Regions from separate parts of the Mus musculus genome. Here region 2 is linked to region 1. The links are chromatin contacts, found by Hi-C or POLR2A ChIA-PET in ENCODE. All regions are on one chromosome and are shown on one strand. Each heading gives the region's core, a stretch centred on a gene start or an enhancer-like site at or near the end of the contact. The rest is flanking DNA. Distances are from core to core; before and after follow the strand shown.

Region 1 (4,782 bases), core at 1,309-3,808:
TAGACAAACTCATTTGGGAGAATATATTCCATTCAAGAAACATAATGGGGCTGGTGAGATGGCTCAGTGTGTAAGAGCACCCGACTGCTCTTCCGAAGGTCCAGAGTTCAAATCCCAGCAACCACATGGTGGCTCACAACCATCCGTAACGAGATCTGACTCCCTCTTCTGGAGTGTCTGAAGACAGCTACAGTGTACTTACATATAATAAATAAATCTTAAAAAAAAAAAAAGAGAATGTTTAAAAAAAAAAAAAAAAGAAACATAATGCATTGCCTGTAATAGCAGGAGTAAAACTTCAAATGCTTGTTAACACTACATAGGGTCCATTCTATGGCCCTTAAAATGAACAAGACAGCTCTCTAGGTACAGTAGAATTTCAGAGACAGAAGTGAAGAAAGCATTAGAGCAATGGAGCCCCTACAGAAGGAGGGGTAATGGGGACCTGTCCATGTATTACACAGGAAGGAAGAAACTAAGGCTGCTAGTCAGACGCCTTCAGCATCTTTGTGAACTTGCGTCTTTTTTTTTTTTTAAATTTCAAGAAAGCGAGGGCACAAGATATTTTACGGAACTTAAGGTTGCTAATCAGAAATAAAAGGACATTTATATGAGTGTATACATTTTAATAACAAGGTCCTTATAAGTCTACAGGGAGAAAGGCCAGTAAAAGTTGAGGTGATATAGTGAGAAGAACTCAATCAATTATTTCTGACTTGAAAGGTGCAGGAAGAGACCCTGTGAGCCAAGGGGCCAGAAAGGCAAGAACACTGTCATCCACACCTCCTGGAGAAGAGCATCCCTGTTAGCACAGTGCTCTTAGGCCTTTGAGATTTGATTCAGACGAGGGAATTGAAAACAGCTGCAGGGTGGGGCGGTGTCTCCTGTCAGAATGCCCCCTTGCGTGTTAGATGTCCTTAAGCCACAGTTATGTTGTTTCCTTTGCATAAGAAACATCTAAAGCACCAGCGCTTTTCTCTACACTTGTTCACTAAGGAAGGGCGCGCATCTTCCAAAGAGCCAGTGCCATTGTATTACAGTGTGGTATGGCTGTGTGAGCATGTGCATGAGGAGACCAGAGGACAGTCACAGATGTCATTCTTGTGTTTTGAGAGAGGGAGGCTTGCTAACCTGGAGCTTACCAAGAAGACAACTCTGAGTGGTGTGCTATCTCCTTCCATGGATCCATCTGTTCCCATCCCCCCCAGTGCCCTCCTGTACCAGGGTCCCTGGTTTTCACACAGGCTGTGTGGATGGAACTCTTGTCCTCATGCCTGCAAGGCAAGAAGCTTTGCAAATGAGCTCTTTCTCCAGCCCTGCCAATGTGATTTTGACACCTACCTCTCCCTCTTTTGTGGGCCTCGTGGGAAGAAATACCTAAGAAATTGATATTGAATTGATCTACTATGGGTTGGGAGGGGAAAAGTCTCACCTTACCCAATAAATATGCACCATAAACATTTACAGAAACTTTCTTAAAATTCACAGTACAAAACCAGAGGGAGGCCCCCAACCTTGAGAGAGTCCACTCTATTCCTTCTTTGACGTTTGATAAATATAAGAACAAATAAAAAGAGTGTGAAGTTGAAGAGAGGTTTGGTAAGATCTGGGGGAGAGGGAAAGATAAATTGATCAAAATACATTGTTTAAAATCTTCAAAGGTTTTATGCAAAATAAAGAAATATTTAATGTTTATGTGTGTGTTAAAAAGCAGAGACGGAGAGATGGCTCAGAGGTTAAGAGCACCAACTGCTCTTCAAATTTGAAGGTCCTGAGTTCAAATCCCAGCAACCACATGGTGGCTCACAACCATTCGTAATGAAATCTGATGCTCTCTTCTGGGGTGTCTGAAGACAGCTACAGTGTACTTACATTTAATAAATGAAAAATCTTAAAAAAAAATAAAATAAAGAAGGTAGAGGGCTGAAGAGATGGCCTAGCAGTTAAGGGCACTGACTGCTCTTCCAGGGGTCCTGAGGTCACTTCCCCAGCAACCACATGGTGGCTCTCAACCATCTGTAATGGAATCCGATGCCCTCTTGTGGCGTGTCTCAAGACAGCTGCAGTGTACTCATACAAATAAAACAAAACAAACAAACAAAAAGTGAAAGGTTAAAAAAAAAAGATAATGTGGTATGTATGTAAGACCTTTTTGGAAGGATCCACCCACGAATGTGTAGCAGAAATTTGAGGGGGAAATGGGCTAATGATTGGGAAGGACTAGAGACCTTACTGAACCATTTTGAACTTTTAATATCAAAAATGAATTTTCCTTTTGTATCTAAACAATCGATTTACCCTAAATTGTTTCTACCTTTGTCACACGGAGATACTCTTCGGCCTCAGTTAAATCAGCCACCACTTGAACACCCCGCAGACACTGGCATTTACAACTCAATAACAAAACAGGAAAAAGAGTAGGCGGTACCCTGCCCGCTGAACCCTCCACACTTACCCGGGCCCCCTGCACATGCTGCCATGGTGACAGACAGACGCAGCGATCTGCGCAGGTGCACAAGGTTGGCAGTCTCCTGGTTGTCTTCCTGGCGGAAGCCAGATGACCTGACCGGAACCTCTGCGCCAGTGATGTAAAAGGTGCGCATGCGCACTGGAACTGCTAGGCTTGGGGCAGGGAGAGAAGCGGGGATAGTGGGAAGAGAGGAGGTGGGTCGCGGGGAGAGGATTGCGGGGCACATTTCCCATAGTGCAGTGGTCCAGTTCTGGTGTGGAGCTACTCATTCTAGGGTACAGCGGGCTGCAAAGCTAGAATACATTACCTGACAGCACAAACGGAAGTGGTTCTCGCCCAACCCTTCAGAGAGTAAAATTTTTAAGTCACTCTGACTTGAGTGGCAATTTTGGCCTCAACCGGGTCTCCAAAGTCTCTGGATTTCCTCCAGCTCAGCCAGAAAATATAGCCCCATTGCTTTATGGTCTTTGGTTTTCTACCTGTATCTTCACATTTAAACTTACTTCTTTACAAACAGCATAAACCACACACCTCTCACCTCAAGAGTTTATTCCTGAACCAAGTATGAGTGATAATCGTTCTAGAACACGAAACCAGTTGCCCCAGACATATTGCATAGTTTAGTAGTGTTTTTCGCTGTTTAAGAAAGTTATATATCCTGGAAAATTTCAAATACTTTTGTGGAAACATCAGGCATGCAGTTTACAGCAAACTGAGTGCACGTTTCCGTTCCTATCCGACGGTTCTTGGGTTTCAGGCTGGTACTGTGTTAACACATTCCAAAAGTTTCACCTAGTCACAAGGACATGAGGTCAAGTAAGCAATGCAATTAAGGGAGCTAAACACAGCACAAGAAGATGCTGCTAGAGCTTCAACATTCCAACACCCTCACCCTGGAAGTTCTAACCACCAGCCTTGTTAGTAATGAAATTGCTATTATCAAAGTACTCCTACGAATACAGGCAAGATTTCTAATGGATTTTTGTTCCTTTCTGCAATTAGGATGCTTTTTACCAATCGCGGAGTAAAAAACGTTCAGACAGAAGCAATGGAACCTACTTACACTCCATAACCCAGGTAATTAATATAGTATGACTACACAATGCTACACTGTAAGTAAGAAATGTCACTATGAACACGGTGTGGATGACCCTGGAAAAGTTAAAAACTATGAGTCGTTGCGTATGTAAAGGAAATCACTGTCAGGTAGGCAGCTGTGCCCTGTGCTCACTGCAATGTTAACTCCTAAAAGCAAGACACAAAACCAACCTAAGATCCACCAGTAGATGAATAGATAAAATGTAGCAAGGCCCATCATGAAGTTCAGGGTTCATATAGGAGACCCTGTTATTTGCAACAAGGATGAACTGTCAGATGTTGGGTGAAGGAGGACAGGCCCAGGAAGACCAAGGCTGCATGATTTCACTTCTATCACTGACCTAAGAATGCTGACCTGGACAAAAACTGATGATGGTGGTTGCTGGTGCTGAAGGGCAGAGTTGGCAGAGGAAAGGGAGATAGTGGGGCGATGTAAGATGTCAGGACACATTTCAGGTGGGAGAAACAGATTCAAGTGTTCTCTCACACAGCACAATAATTACAGCAATTCCAATGTCTTGTGCACTTTAAGAAACAGAGAGGAATAAGATCACTGCTGCTACTACCTCCAATTCATGGGATGGCACACACGATAAAGATGACTACCTGTTGAAGATATGTGGTGGAAGAACAGGGTAGATCCGTGCAGGTGGGATCTGCACAGCATTTAGGATTATAAAGGTCCTACTGCTTCTGTCTGGACATTTTTTACTCAGCCATTGGTAAAAAGCATCTTAATTGCAGAAAGGAACAAAAAATTAACACGCTAAATTTTCATGTTTCTTTTTGCTGAACTGTACACACAAGTCAAACATTTCAAAGCCACTCAACAAAATATCAAACCTAGAATAAGTAAGCAGTTTCTGTTTTATTTCAAGAAAGTCTTTTATCACTTGAATCATATCAAAATTATTCTATTAAACTTCTAGGGGCTGGAGAGATGGCTCAGTGGTTAAGAGCACTGGCTGCTTGTTCTTCCAGAGGTCCTGAGTTCAATTCCCAGCAACCACATAGCGGCTCACAACCATGTAATGGGATCAGATGGCCTCTTCTGGTGTGTCTGAAGATGGCTACTGTGTATTCATATAAATGAAATAAATCTTTAAAAAAAAGAAAGAAAGAAACTTCCATGAAACAACACAGAAACCTAGGTTGTCAGGAACCTACACAACTGTCAAAGTAAGACTTTTATTATTCAATCATAAGCGTTCTTG
Region 2 (4,961 bases), core at 2,109-4,608, 47 kb after region 1:
TGGTAGCATGTACCTTTAATCCTAGCACTTGGGAGGCAGAGGCAGATGGATCTCTGAGTTTGAAGCCAACCTGGTCTACAAAACAAGTTCCAGGACAGCCAGGTCTACACAGAAAAACCCTGTCTTGAAAAATAAAAAACAAAAACAAAAACAAAACAAAAAACCCAACAAAAGTTCTGTACTGGCTAGTAGTGTGTCAACTTGACACAGGCTGGAGTTATCACAGAGAAAGAAGCTTCAGTTGGGGAAGTGCCTCCATGAGATCCAACTGTAAGGCATTTTCTCAATTAGTGATCAAGGGGGAAAGGTCCCCTTGTGGGTGGTGCCATCTCTGGGCTGGTAGTCTTGGTTCTATAAGAGAGCAGGCTGAGCAAGCCAGGGGAAGCAAGCCAGTAAGGAACATCCCTCCATGGCCTCTGCATCAGCTACTGCTTCCTGACCTGCTTGAGTTCCAGTCCTGACATCCTTTGGTGATGAGCAGCAGTATGGAAGTGTAAGCTGAATAAACGCTTTCCTCCCCAACTTGCTTCTTGGTCATGATGTTTGTCCAAGAATAGAAACCCTGACTAAGACAAGTTCTCAAAACAGTTTTCACTAGCGAAAGTCAGAGGATTTTAAAAACAAATCAAAGATTCCATTAAAGAACATCTATTTGCAGAGTGTCTCAACATAACAACACACCAGTAAGCATATCATTTGAAGTGCCCAAAATACAGGAAACACCACAATTCAGCAATCTGTAAAAAGTAGGACAATGCAAATACTTTCCATTGAAACTCTTTAACATGAACTACTACTAAGCTGTGGATTTTCTCATTTAAACTAAACAGACTGTACTTTGTGGCCAGTAATCTATTATACATTGAAGAAACAAACACAATGTATGACGCAGTCTCTATTTAATGTTTGTGTGGATAAGTGTTGATAAGATTTGTTTTTAATCTCATGTATATCAGAGTGAGCTTTATTCAGTGACTTCTATGTATTTACTTGTGTGGATATGGCTGCCAGAAGAGGCCTTCCAGAAGCTAATTCTGTCCTCCATCATGCATGGAAGGGGTCTAACTCTTCAGGCTGTCAGGCTTTGGCTGCAAGGCTCCTTTACCCATTAAGCCCTCATGCCAGCCCGACAATGATTTGAGATATTTTTACTAATTTAACCATTTAAATACTCTCAGATTTCCAAACAAATTTTTGTAATATTTACTTTTAAAATGGTTTTAAAAGTCTCTTCATGGTTTTAAAAAGTTGGTAACAACAGGGACAATTAATAAGAAAATAAAACAATAAAACAAAAATACAACTTCTAGAATTGCTAAGGTGAGAGACAATGAGGACATAAACAGAGACCAAGGTGAAGATGAAACAGATAAGTAGCTCTTATCTGTACAGTAGTAGTCTCTTGGAGACGGAAACAAAGGGGAAGGCTGGCATTACCAACAGATCCCCACGCTGGGTGACTGGGGAAACCAATAGCAATGCATTGACCATCACAGGCAACTCAAGAGGAGCAGGAAGAAGGAAAACACCTTCTGGACTACTGCCTGAAGTACCTTGAGAACATCCCGGGGAAGATGTCCAAGACACTGTTGAATGTAAGAACCTGGAATACAGAGAGGATTCTGAGATAAAGATTTGTAAATCAGTAATGCACCACTGTGAATGGAAGCGACCTAGGAAAAGATACAGAAGAATATAGAAGCCTGACATGAAACAACTAATGATCCCTAAACCTGTGTGCATAAAGCTATGACCTGGGTTACACATACTTCTGTAGAACTATCCAATACACAACGCTGAAAGAAAGAAAATCACAAAACTCTGTACAACATAAATCCATTTTCCACAAAAATTGTTAAAATAGTATTAGCAAGGGGGAAAATACGGAGGAACAAGTACTAAACTAAATCTAGTGTAGGGATTATGTAAGCCTTTCAAAGCTAAATTATGTCTCTCTACATTTTACTTAAAAAGAGAAAAGGAGATAATTTTATTATTTTCCTTAAAAATGATATAAAATATTCTAACAATATAAAAATAATAAAAATATATTAGAAGGCAGTTGGACACTAGACTGTAAGGGGTATAAAATTGTGAAAGACAGTAATATGATCATGAAGAAAATGTTCAATGTACATTAGAATTAGAATTTAAAAACAACCAAGATTTTTTAATATAATAAAGTATTTGCTTCATTGTATGACTATTTTTAAGTGAATATGTGAAGAAAAAAAAGAATTTCCAGAGTTTTAATTTTCAAAATGGTAAATATTCTGCATTAACAATTACATTTTCTTGAATATTTTTCAATTGTCATTATCTTCAACCATATAGGATACTATGTGTAATTGGCATTATGACTGGGGACAAAAAAATTAGTTTTATTTGTAAGGTAGCTACTTCAAAAGATTGTTTTTGCTCATATTATTATGTGTATAGTAAAAAAATGTAATGGGTATATGTGTACAGCTTTTAAAAACATGGGAAAGGTGAGCAACACTCTTATCATTTTAAGTTTAAAATGCAACAGGGGCCAAAAAAAAAAAAAAAAAAAAAAAAAAAGGACAAAGAAAAATGTCAAAATGGTAAGCGGCTGGTTACTTTTGCACGGTGGAATGGTGACTAGCTCATTCCTAATTCCCTCCTCTAATTTTTAAATAGCTTGCCACTAAATGTGTAGTTTAATATCAAAGAGAAGGGGGAAAAAAGAAGTTATGTGAAAAATCGGACAGACACGATCAAACCACTAAACTTTTGCCAACTCGAGAAATGCCAAACTCAGCCGAGTAAGTGACGGAACCGGATGACATCACCAACTTATTCTTTGAATTAAAAGATGAAGTTAATATTTAAATTTACGGGCTGGTTTTCTGACATGGCTAACCAAGAACATGAGTCTGGAATGTAACAAATTGCAATCACGGTCGCACAAACAGGTTAACTGTTAAAAGTTAAGGTCATCTCTTCAGAGGCACCAAAGACAGCGAGCGAACACTGAGGCATCAGTGAAACGGAGGAGGCGGCGACAACAGGCGCCGCGGGGACTCGCGGGATCCAGTGCGGCCCGACCCGGCCCAGCCCAGCCCGCGATGGGGTCGGGTATCTCGGCCGCACAGAGCCCAGGGTGGCAGGCGGGTCCCGGAGGAAGGCGAGGCCGGGCCGTCGCAGCCTAGCGAGTCCGAGGCCGCCCCGCCCCTCCGCCCGCAGTACGCTGAGGAGAGGCCGGTGGCGGCTCCGAGGCTCTTACCTCCCCACACCCCGCCGAGCTCTCGGGGACTCGACGCGACGCCGCAGTGAGGCGTGAAGAGTAACCCGGCCACGACACCCAGGACAGCGCGACGCCAGCCTAGAGCTCGTCCCCAGCCGACCTAGCAGAGAAGGGCGCAGGCGCAGAGAATGCTTCCCGCTGCCACGCCCCCTCCGGGAGGCTTGATCTATGCGCATGCGCGCTGCTCGGGTCCGAGCCAGTCCACGCGGGCGCGCCGGAAGTGGCCAGGCGACTCCGTTGGGATCCTGCGCTCGGACGCTGTTCCAAGGACGCTCTTCTGCTGGCCTCAGGAGGTGACTAGTGCCACAGCTCAGCTGACCCGGCACTCCGGTTTGCACCAGCCAAATCCAGCGGCCGACACTGTATCTCACCTCCGGGCAGCTCCTAAATGCCGGTCCTTGGGTGAGCGGATTGGCCGACGCCGCCCTGCACTTCTGGCTGTACTTCTGCATTTCCAACCCTCTGTAGCCTCCAGAGCGGCTGCTGTCTAAAACCAGAAGCCAGCTACCCTCTCGGAAGGAGATGCCCGATGCCTCGCGCGCGCTCTCTGCTTCGGCCTTCGCATTTTCACCACGAGTTTTCTAAAATTCAAAGAGAGCGAAGAGAAAATTAGTATCCGGACCAGCTTGGGGACTGCTGGCTCGCCTAGGCTTTCGAGAGATTACAAGCGTTATCGCTGCTGTGATTTGTACTCAAGAGACTTCACAGTCAGAGCTCAGGTCCTCAATTCAGTAATTGGCAACTGTAGTTTATCTTTCAGAGATTCTGCATCTCTACTTCTGGTTCCCCTTCTAAACTCTGATTTTTGCCAAGAGCAAAACTTTTGGTTGTGTAAGGTGACTGGCCTGTTCTTTGACAGACAATGCAAAAGAGATGCTTCGCTTACATTAGCTAATTAATCTTAAGAATAATTCCACAAGGGCTGGAGAGATGGCTCAGCCGTTAAAGGCTAGTCTCACAACCAAAAATATAAGAATAATTCTACAAAGTACAGTGTGTATTTTCACTTTTATACGTTGGACACTGTCACAGATAAAATGGGGCCGTCGTCTTTTTGGAACCTCAATTCAGAAGCAGTGGCTTGTGCATACAAATTAGGGGCAAAAGTATATAGTACAATGTAAGGACAAATAAGAGTTATTTTAAATGAACAAAACAACATTTTAAAGTATATGCAAATCAGTTCACAAAATAGCATGTCTACCACATTTTATTGATGTTCAAACTTAATATAGCAGAAACAGTGTATTCTCCATAAATCTGTTTTACCAATTTGCTTAATTTATAGATGAATTCATTGGTGAGAATAGTGTGGATACTCTCATATCCTGGTGTGGATATAAGTTAACACAAATTCACATATAAAGTAGGACTTTTGAAAGAACCTGCTTAGTAGCCAGGTACAGTAGCCCAAATTCCCTCCCCAGGAACACCTGTAAGGAGAAGCAAGGTAAAGACAGAACTTCCAGAAGGAAAGACAGAAACCAATGGGGACCTGAGAGGGAGAGCAGTCTGTCTGTCTTTCTTGCCTCACTCCTATTCTTGAAGTATGTTCTTGATATTGAAACTATGAATCCAGTCCCCTATTTCCTCCTTCTTTTTTCACTACCTGAATTTGAATTCTAGTTCTGCCACTCATTAGCTTTGTTACTGAAAGCTAGACACTCTCTTAGTAAGAGTATGATACGAATAA

Evidence for each region. Hi-C counts contacts between places; a loop is a spot of excess contacts on that map. ChIA-PET counts read pairs that join two places held with the same protein, here RNA polymerase II (POLR2A).
Region 2: POLR2A ChIA-PET joins it to region 1 with 18 read pairs in Patski. The contact joins the promoter of Zfyve16 here to the promoter of Fam151b in region 1. A Hi-C loop is called at or near these places in 1 of 37 maps with a recorded cell type or tissue (v-Abl transformed pro-B cells). POLR2A ChIA-PET finds 5 or more read pairs at or near these places in 1 of 5 experiments (Patski).

The regions. Positions count from the first base shown.
Region 1 is chr13:92,481,473-92,486,254 of GRCm38, forward strand. It overlaps Fam151b (family with sequence similarity 151, member B), which reads right to left and starts at 2,559. Exons shown (of 6, transcript NM_001163627.1): 1 at 2,456-2,559. The coding sequence starts at 2,480. Gm52060 (a long non-coding RNA gene) reads left to right here and starts at 2,601. Exons shown (of 3, transcript XR_003950692.1): 1 at 2,601-2,664; 2 at 3,473-3,547.
Region 2 is chr13:92,527,452-92,532,412 of GRCm38, forward strand. It overlaps Zfyve16 (zinc finger, FYVE domain containing 16), which reads right to left and starts at 3,359. Exons shown (of 18, transcript NM_173392.4): 1 at 3,248-3,359.